Linked DNA regions of Homo sapiens: region 2 is linked to region 1. A link is a contact called in ENCODE Hi-C or POLR2A ChIA-PET data. All regions are on one chromosome and are shown on one strand. Each heading gives the region's core, a stretch centred on a gene start or an enhancer-like site at or near the end of the contact. The rest is flanking DNA. Distances are from core to core; before and after follow the strand shown.

Region 1 (4,479 bases), core at 1,861-4,360:
TAAATCATCCAAGGCTTTCCTCACTCCAGCAAATAATTTTATGAAGATAATTTAGTTGAAATGAGTATTGAGGGCAGCTATGAAATGTGAAAATAAGTCACAGAAAGGTTGCCTATATAGAAAAAAACCCTGAAAGTAAATATATCGCAATGTTGATAGCAGATGTCCCTGGATGATGGTGGAGCTATGTGCATGTGTGATTTTTCCTTCTTTATACTTTTCTATATTTTCCAAACTTCTTGTTATATGTATGTGTTAATTTTCAATGAGAAGAGAGCATGTGTGTGTGTGGCAGGGATGGGGTGTATTGACTGAAAGGGGTAAGGAGGAACTGCCTGAGAGAGTTATAAGGAGGGGAGGTGGTAGATGATCAACTGAAAATTGCCCCTGTTTTAGCACTAAAAGTCTTGTATCTCAGGAAAGCACTCAGACCCAAGCTAATCTGGATAGTAGATCACCTCAGAAGTAAACAGGCTAGGGGACATTGTAGTTGCTGCCCATGGCAAACTAGGAATGGGAGTAGCGCCCAAGTCATTATTTTTCCCACCAGCATGCAATTTGGAAAGATGATGAAAGTCAGCATCATCATTCACCTTTTCCCCATGTGAAGTTGACTTTCATTACTTTTCCACCTCCCTCCCTTATAACTTTCTCAGGCAGCTCCTCTTTATTCCTCACAATCCATTCCCTCCTTGCCACACACACACATACTGTCTACTCATTAAAAATTAACACCTACACATAACAAGAGGCTTAGAAAATGTAGAAAAATATAAAGGAGGAAAGACCACACTATGCACACAGTTCCACCATCATTCATGGGCTGCTAAGGACGCTTAAGTTTTGGTGACCCAAATGCATGAAAAGGTAGAAACGACTGTGTGTTCTGACCATTTTCTCTTTTTCATCGACAGAGCCACTTGCAGGTTTAGTCAAAGTAATAAGATCATTGTCGACTGGATCAGAACAGAAGATTCTAGGCTTGTTTTGCTTTTTATTTATGTAGTTTTTTCCTATTCAGGTCACAAGAACTCAGAAACACCAGGACCACAGTTTGACAGCCAACTTCAAGGCACAACTTTGGGTTGGCGTGTTGACTCTAGTACCTGACGTCGGTTTCTACCCACGGAGCCAGCTCTGTGAAAAACTGTGCCGCAGGGACACAGTGCTGACTTTTCACCGACCTCCACTCAGAACCAGCCTTCCCCTCACCAGGAACCTGGCGACTATCCTTGTTGCGGTGAGGAAATTGGTTTTTAAAAGTGTTTTGTGGTAACAGTGGATCCTTAGGAGATAGCATAATAACACTGGACAGGAGCAAGGTTTCAGGTAAGGCACACAAAGCTCAGACAAATCTACTGGCAAATTCACTCACTCACCTCTCAGCCTCCATTTACCTCCCTGGAACAGCAGTAATAACCATACTTAACTCCTAGGTGGTACAGTTACCTCTAATATCCCTGGAACAGGCAAAATACATAGAACACATAATAAGCATGTGTGTGTACATGTGTATAAAATACATGTATATACACACACACCAGCCAGAAAAGAGCCATAGTAGGAGTCTTCTAGAATACTTCATCATTTCTTAAACACTTATCCAATGCTCACTGGAGGGCAGACTGGGCCAAATATGAGAATACAAGATGAATCAGACATGGCCTCTGTCCTCCAGGGGTTGACAGTCCAGTCCAGGGAACAGGTGTATTCCCTGGACTGGACTTAACAGATGTATTCCCTAAGCAGGTCATTTCAGTACCATGCAGTCAGCTCTCCAAGAGCTCTCTCAACAATGAAGCACATGGGTAGCCAGTGTTCTGAAGACTAAGATGAGGGACACTTTACACAGCAGAGATGACCTTGGAACTCAACCCTGTAGATAACAATTTTTAAGGCTGGGCAAGTGGCTCACGCCTGTAATCCCAGCACTGTGGGAGACCAAGGTGGGTGGATCACCTAAGGCCAGGAGTTTGAGACCAGCCTAGCCAACATGGCAAAACCCCGTCTCTACTAAAAATACAAAAATTACCCTGGCGTGGTGGTGTGCGCCTGTAATCCCATCTACTTGGGAGGCTGAGGCAGGAGAATCACTTGAACCTGGGAGGCAGAGGTTGCAGTGAGCCAAGATTGCACCCCTGCACTCCATCCTGTGTGACAAAGCAAGACTCCATCTAAAAAATAAATAACAATTTTTAATTTTTTCAATTTTAAAAGCATACATCTTCACTATCAAAAAATTCAGAACACGTAAGCACAAATAAGCACATTATACTCATTTGTAGTCCCAATGCCACAAGATAAACAACTTTTAGCATTTTTATATCCTTCCAGAATGTTTCATATAAATACATATGTAAAATGCACATATGGGGCTGGGTGCGGTGGCTCACGCCTGTAATCCCAGCACTTTGGGAGGCCGAGGCGGGCGAATCACAAGGTCAGGAGATTGAGACCATCCTGGCTAAAACGGTGAAACCCCGTCTCTACTAAAAATACAAAAAATTAGCCAGGTGTGGTGGCGGGCGCCTGTAGTCCCAGCTACTTGGGAGGCTGAGGCAGGAGAATGGCCTGAACCCAGGAGGCGGAGTTTGCAGTGAGCCGAGATCACACCACTGCTCTCCAGCCTGGGTGAGAGAGCGAGACTCCATCTCAAAAAAAATGCATATATGTATCCTTAGTGAGGATTCTATAACACACAGTACTTTGCAATCTGATTTTTTTTCACTTAAAAATATGGCATGAACAGTTAAATATTTTTAAAAATTAAGTGCAACTTTTTAAATAGCTACATTGTATTCTACCATAATGCATGTATGCATATGTTGTCTAATCCACTCTTCTAACAGTTTCCAGCTGTTACACTGAACATTCCTAGTCCATAGGAACTAGAAGATTTATTTAACAGGAGCAGTGGCTTGAACCTGGGAGGTGGAGCTTGCAGTGAGCCGAGATCACACCACTGCACTCCAGCCTGGGCGACAGAGCGAGACTCTGTCTCAAAAAAAAAAAAAAAAAAAAGAAAGAAAGAAAGAAAAAAATCAAAATAAGAGAAATGCGGTCTACAGTCTCTTTCAAACTTCTGCAACCACAGCCCTGTCTGCACAGGACACCTGTTGACAGCTTGGAGATTACCAGCGCTCTGACCGTGACCTAGAGAAACGCCAGGCAGGCGCTCCCAACTTGATTCCTTACAATGACAATACAAAGCAGCTAATTGACCTTGCCTGCAACAGAACAGGTCAAATACCAAACGGAGAAGAGCAATAAAGGAAATAAAGTCTTTCTGTGTCATCGTTCATCACACATTTCTTTCTACATTCTTACATCTCTGAAGCACGAAACCAGGACGTGTCTCAGAGTCAGTGGCATCTGACAATCTCTGTCTGCCTTATGGTAATTGCAAACGAGTTCTTACCATCCAACCATGACTGAACATCAGCAGTGTGGGGAAAAAAATCCTGAAAAAAGAGAGGCACACTCTTGAGTTCTGGTAAGAACTCAGAATCAGTTGGCCGTGGAAGACAGGTTGGGAGGGAGTGCCAAGAAGTGATCAGCCGCATTCCTGAACCACAGCACACTAGCTCTCCCCTGAATTCCAAAGCCAAGTAAAAAGCTCTGTGCCAATGGTCTTTTGCTACTTTATAGGTTCTTTTAAGAAATGATGAGTCACCAGTGTCTTCAATGTAATAGGTATCTACAAAATCATGGACATCAATGATGCTCAATGAAGAGTGAGACAGAAGAACTGAACTCTTGATGTAAAGAAGCTTAGGAATACTTTAACCCACCTTAGGAATACCTTACCCAACCAACCTTGAAATTTTCCCAGTCCTCAGACAGCATGAGGCTGTCACAGAGGCAAACCTTTCCAACCAGCTTAGTCCCATTTACCTTCCTTGTTCTTGTAGGCGTAAGAGTGACCAATGATAAAAACTTGTGTCTAAGTTCAAACGGTTCTTTCAATAAGCATAAAATAAAATCAAAATGATAAGAAAACTTTAGATCACAGCTTAATGGGCAGTGATTTTTCCTCCTTCATGGTATCTAAAATGACGGGGCATTTAAACTCAATTGTGACTTGGAATTAATAAAATGGGTAACTGGCTTTTAAAAAGAGTATTTTACCCAATTCTCTCTTTCTCTCTAAAACATTTTGGATTTTATTCTTGAATAGCTAAAATTCCCAAGGAAATTCAATTCACTTCCTTTAGAGTAAAATTTTGAGAACTGCCCTTGGTTACCTTATTCTTTAAGGTCTCGGAATTGTCACTCTGCTCTTGCTGAAAGTGGCAAGCCAGCCACCTCCTAAAGCAAATCTCCATAACAGGCTTTCCTCAAGAACAAGGCTTTGCCTTAGACCAAGTCTCCAGAGAAAATTTGGCCTCTTCTAAGTTTGTGTTTTCCTCTGCAATTCTCTTTTTATAGTTGAAGCTAGTGGTAAGGTCATCCAGCCTCAGCTGGTCTCAATTATACCCC
Region 2 (4,680 bases), core at 27-2,526, 370 kb after region 1:
TACTTTTCTGAACCTGCTCAGCACAGAGCAGATAATATGCACTGAGGGGGAAAAAAAAAAAACACCATTGAGATGGGGAAAGGCAAAAATAAGGCTAAAAGGACTATTTCATCTTATCTGCATTACAATCCATTCCTCCATCATACACACACGCAGAAGGTTTTTGGTTCCATTCTTAGATCAAATGGGCTTAATTCCATAGAATCATAGCATTTTAGACTGGAGGGGGACCCTGCAAATCATCTAATCCATATCTCTCATTTTATAGGCAAGGAGCCTGTGGCCTGAAAGTCTGGGATTCTCCCAAGTAAATGAGTGGCAGGCATTCCCCCAAAGGTCACACTGCTGCTGAATGAGCTGTCACTGCCACTTAGGAGCACCACAGGCTGCAGCACCAGCCAGGGCCACCCCTCACCCACTCAGTGACTCCTTCAAACAGACACTGACCCACAGCGCAAGGCGGATGTGGGGGCAGCTCGAAGCATCGCCACACCTCATGCCCCTGTCTCTGCTGGGCCCTCCATAGCACCGAAGCTCCCTTCCAATTCCCTTCAAATCCAGAAATTTGGCCCAATCAATTTACAGAACAAAGAGTTTTTTCAACATACTGTGTTTTTCTGTAATGAACCTGCCTGCACCTTGGTGTCTCTCTCAGAAAAGACGTAGATGGTAACTATCACTTTAAATGAGCAAGGAATTCATAATAAAACTGAAATCTACAACAGTCTTTTCAACCTTTATTAACCCATGCCCTCTTAAGGTAAGCACAAAATCACCCACTCCTTTAAGGGTCATTAAAGTTGCAGAATAAACCACATGCCACAGCTAAATACAAAACAGTAATAATTTAAAATGCATTTTTATCTTGAAAGATACCTTAACTTAAAAACATGTAATATTACTATGAACACTAAGTCTGCTTCCTTACTTGCTCCTCAGTTCTTTTTTAAGAGGAAATAGATTTTGTTTTTTTTTCCCAAATACAAAATACTGTAATATTCACAGTGCTTTTCTAAAACTACACAGGGTCTTATTAGGTGTTAATGGAAAAAGGCAAAGCTATATTTTAAACTCTGTTGACCTAAAAGTTAAATGATGCCAGAAAACATAAGACTTTTTGGAATGAGTACACAGCTTGGAATCTGGCACCATGTTTTTTAATTCAGATAAAAGGGGCGTTTGGCAGGGACGGCTTTGCCAAGTCTGCATGATTTGACTCTGCAATCACGAGTTCTGAAACCTCAACCTAATTCCCAAGATTACTGAGATCTTGGGGTCTGTCGTCAGCACCATCCCTGACCAGAGCGGACAAAAGTTGAATGGAAACTGAGTACCACGTGTGTAGCCTTGAAAAAAAAAAGGTTTATATGTCTGTGGCGGCCTGCCAGAGGCTTATAATAGAACCTCAAATAATAGCCAAGCAGGGAAATAGGCAGGGGCTTGCAGTTTCATCCCCTGTAGGAAGAAATCATAATATTGTCAACTAGTGAGAAAAATAAAAAATTGGAAATGTTACCGACAAGAATGTTGGGCTGAACTGCAGACTGTATTACACTTTGTTGTCCTTTGTATTCAAAGATAATGTGCCTGACAGTGATTGTTCGCTGAGCCTCAGAATGTGGCTTAAATACCAATGGGAAGCTCCAGAGTCTTTTCCATGCTCCATAAATTGTGCCGTGGTTTGCTGCTGCTGCCTTGTCACTCTTTGTTGCTCTGCTCTTTAGATTCATGGGTAAGCTGAAGCCTTTGGTCCAAAGGGAGGGAGCTCATGCCTTCCTGCCCACGGTGGGATGGTCAACTCATGCCTCTGGTTCGACAAAAGTTGATGCTACAAAGAGGAGCTTGGGAAGCCACTGTTGCTGTAGGAGGAAAGTACCTCCTTCGCCCCCAATAACCCAGGAAACAGCAAGGGTACCAGGAAACCGCTGAGCATCCTAGTGATAAGGGCATTGAGTAGAGAGCATGGACAAGTTCCAACCCCACACCACTGCCCAAATGAAACATTGAGCTCCAGAGAGTCCCCCCACCGCAGCTACCATCTATCAAGCATCTATGCCAGGAGATTTACAAACTGTGAAGTCAATGACTCATCTTATAGCCCTCAGAGAAATGAGGTCAAGGGCACACTGCTGCCCCAAAATTAGAGAGGCAGGCAGGCAGATACAGAGAATCACAAATTACCAGAGCAGAAACCTCTATGGGAACCAGTACCAAGGTGCAAAACCCTGGACTGTAATTGATAAATTGTTGGAGGCTCAGTGTGGACAGGTCTGAGAATTAAAAATTCCAGGATGACCCAGTCACAGGGGGCCCCCACACTTCTGTAAGTTTACCTTTAGGAGCTCCAGCAGCTGCACAGTGAATACTAAAGAAAGAAAACCCTCTTGAGCTTCCAGCAGGGGGAGGAGAAAAGGAACCATTTTGAGATAAAACAGAGCATTCTGTTCTTCTAACAAGACCTGCCCTCAAGAGAAACTGTTTTACCCGAGCCTCACCTGTCGGGTGCTTTTCAGAGCCTAACAGACCTGGAGAAGGGAAATAACCAATCCCAGCCTGCTGTAGCCTTCCACGTGGGGCAAGGGAAAATCCCAACTCCTACTCCCTCATATGAGTTAATATGCAAAGGGCTTTACTGAAGAAATCTAGGTAGACAACATGTAAAAACACTTGGATAATATAGGCATAGAGATGGAAATTCCACGAAGGAATCAAAAAGAAATACTAAAGATCAAAAACACTGTAACAGAGATGAAGAATGCCTTTGACATGCTCACAAGGAGACTGGACATGGCCAAAGAAAAAAATCTCTGAGCTGGGGGATATGATAACAGAAACTTCCAAACTGAAACACAAAGAGAAAAAAACGACTGAAAAACACTAAACAGAACATCAAAGAACTATGGGACACTTGCAAAAGGTGTAATACATGCATAAGGGGAATCCCAGAAGGAGAAAAAAGAGAAAGGAACAGAAGCAGTATTTGAAGCAATAATGACTGTGAATTTCCCTCAAATTAATGTCAGACACTAAACCACAGGAAGCCAGAGAACATAAAGCAGGATAAATGCAAAAAGGAAAAAAACTATACCGAGTAGGCCAGGCTTGGTGGCTCACGCCTGTAATCCCAGCACTTTGGGAGGCCGAGGCAGGCAGATCACGAGGTCAGGAGATGGAGACCATCCTGACTAACACAGTGAAACCCCGTCTTTACTAAAACTACAAAAAAATTAGCTGGGTGTGGTGGCGGGCGCCTGTAGTCCCAGCTACTCAGGAGGCTGAGGCAGGAGAATGGCATGAACCCAGAAGGTGGAGCTTGCAGTGAGCCGAGATCACACCACTGCTCTCCAGCCTGGGCGACAGAGCAAGACACTGTCTCAAAAAAAAAAAAAAAAAAAAAAAACTATATCTGAGCACATCATATTCAAACTTCAGAAAAATCAAAAGGAAAAAATCTTGAAAGATGCCAGAAGTTTAAAAAAAAAAACACCTTACCTATAGAGGAACTAAGATAAGATAAGAATGAATAAGATAAGAATTACATCAGACTTCTCAGAAACATGCAAGCAAGAAGAGACTGGAGTGAAATATTTAGTGTTGAGAGAAAAAAAGAAAAACAACACCACCAACCTAAAATCCTACCCTGTAAAATTATCCTTCAAAAGTGAAGTAGAAATAAAGACTTTCTCAGAAAAACAAAAATTGAGGGAAAGTGTTGCCAATAGCACTGGTTTGCAATAAATTTTAAAAGAAGTTCTTCAGAGAGAAAAAAAAAAACTAATATAGGTCAGAAAGTCAGATCTGCAAAAGGAAAGGAAGAGCATCAGAGAAGGAATAAGTGAAGGCAAAATTAAAAAAACGTATTTTTCTCATTCTTAATTGATCTAAAAGATAATGACTTGTTTAAAATAATAACAATATATTTATTTCTGTATGCTTTTGTGTGTATGTGTATACATGCTTGTGTATGCATATGTGTGTGTGTTTCTGTATGCTTACGTATAAGTGAAATGAATGACAGCAATGCTACAATGGACACAAAAGTGGAATTAGGACTGTGTTTTGTGATATTTGTGGCCAGATGCAGTGGCTCACACCTGTAATCCCAACATTTAGGGAGGCCAGGGCAGGCAGATCATCTGAGGTCAGGAGTTTGAGACCAGCCTGGCCAACATGGTGAAACCCCATCTCTACTAAAAATACAGAAAAAAATTAGCCAGGCATGGTGGTGCACGCCTGTGATCCCCGCTACTCAGGAGGCTGAGGCAGGAGAATCGTTTGAACCTGGGAGGTGGAGACTACAGTGAGCCAATATCACTCCACTGCACTCCAGCCTGGGTGACACAGCAAGACCCTGTCTCAAAAAAATAAATACATAAATAAATTTTTAAAAAGATATTTGCATTACTCCTGATGCAATATAGTGTTATTTGAAAGTGAACTTAGATTAATTGTATACGTACATTGTGAGCTCTCAGGCAACCAAATTTTTTTTTTTTTTTTTTGACATGGAGTCTGGCTCTGTCGCCCAGGCTGGAGTGCAGTGGCGCGATCTCGGCTCACTGCAAGCTCCACCTCCCAGGTTCACGCCATTCTCCTGCCTCAGCCTCTCTAGTAGCTGGGACTACAGGCGCCCGCCACCACGCCCGACCAATTTTTTTTGTATTTTTAGTAGAGATGGGG

Evidence for each region. Hi-C counts contacts between places; a loop is a spot of excess contacts on that map. ChIA-PET counts read pairs that join two places held with the same protein, here RNA polymerase II (POLR2A).
Region 2: a map of posterior vena cava shows a loop between it and region 1 (5-fold over the local background). The contact joins two enhancer-like sites. A Hi-C loop is called at or near these places in 1 of 168 maps with a recorded cell type or tissue (posterior vena cava). POLR2A ChIA-PET finds 5 or more read pairs at or near these places in 3 of 52 experiments (IMR-90, OCI-LY7 and naive thymus-derived CD4-positive, alpha-beta T cell).

What each region holds. Positions count from the first base shown.
Region 1 is chr6:156,285,466-156,289,944 of GRCh38, forward strand. All of the region lies in intron 2 of LOC101928923 (a long non-coding RNA gene), which reads right to left. Among named protein-coding and RNA genes, the nearest start is that of SNORD28B, 91 kb to the right of the region's middle. Within about 2 kb of position 3,111, at least 3 of the 41 ENCODE cell types and tissues checked have a DNase peak (open chromatin) inside an H3K27ac peak, as active enhancers do.
Region 2 is chr6:156,657,089-156,661,768 of GRCh38, forward strand. No RefSeq gene overlaps it. Among named protein-coding and RNA genes, the nearest start is that of ARID1B, 120 kb to the right of the region's middle. RefSeq lists enhancers at 1-465, 466-979. Within about 2 kb of position 1,277, at least 3 of the 41 ENCODE cell types and tissues checked have a DNase peak (open chromatin) inside an H3K27ac peak, as active enhancers do.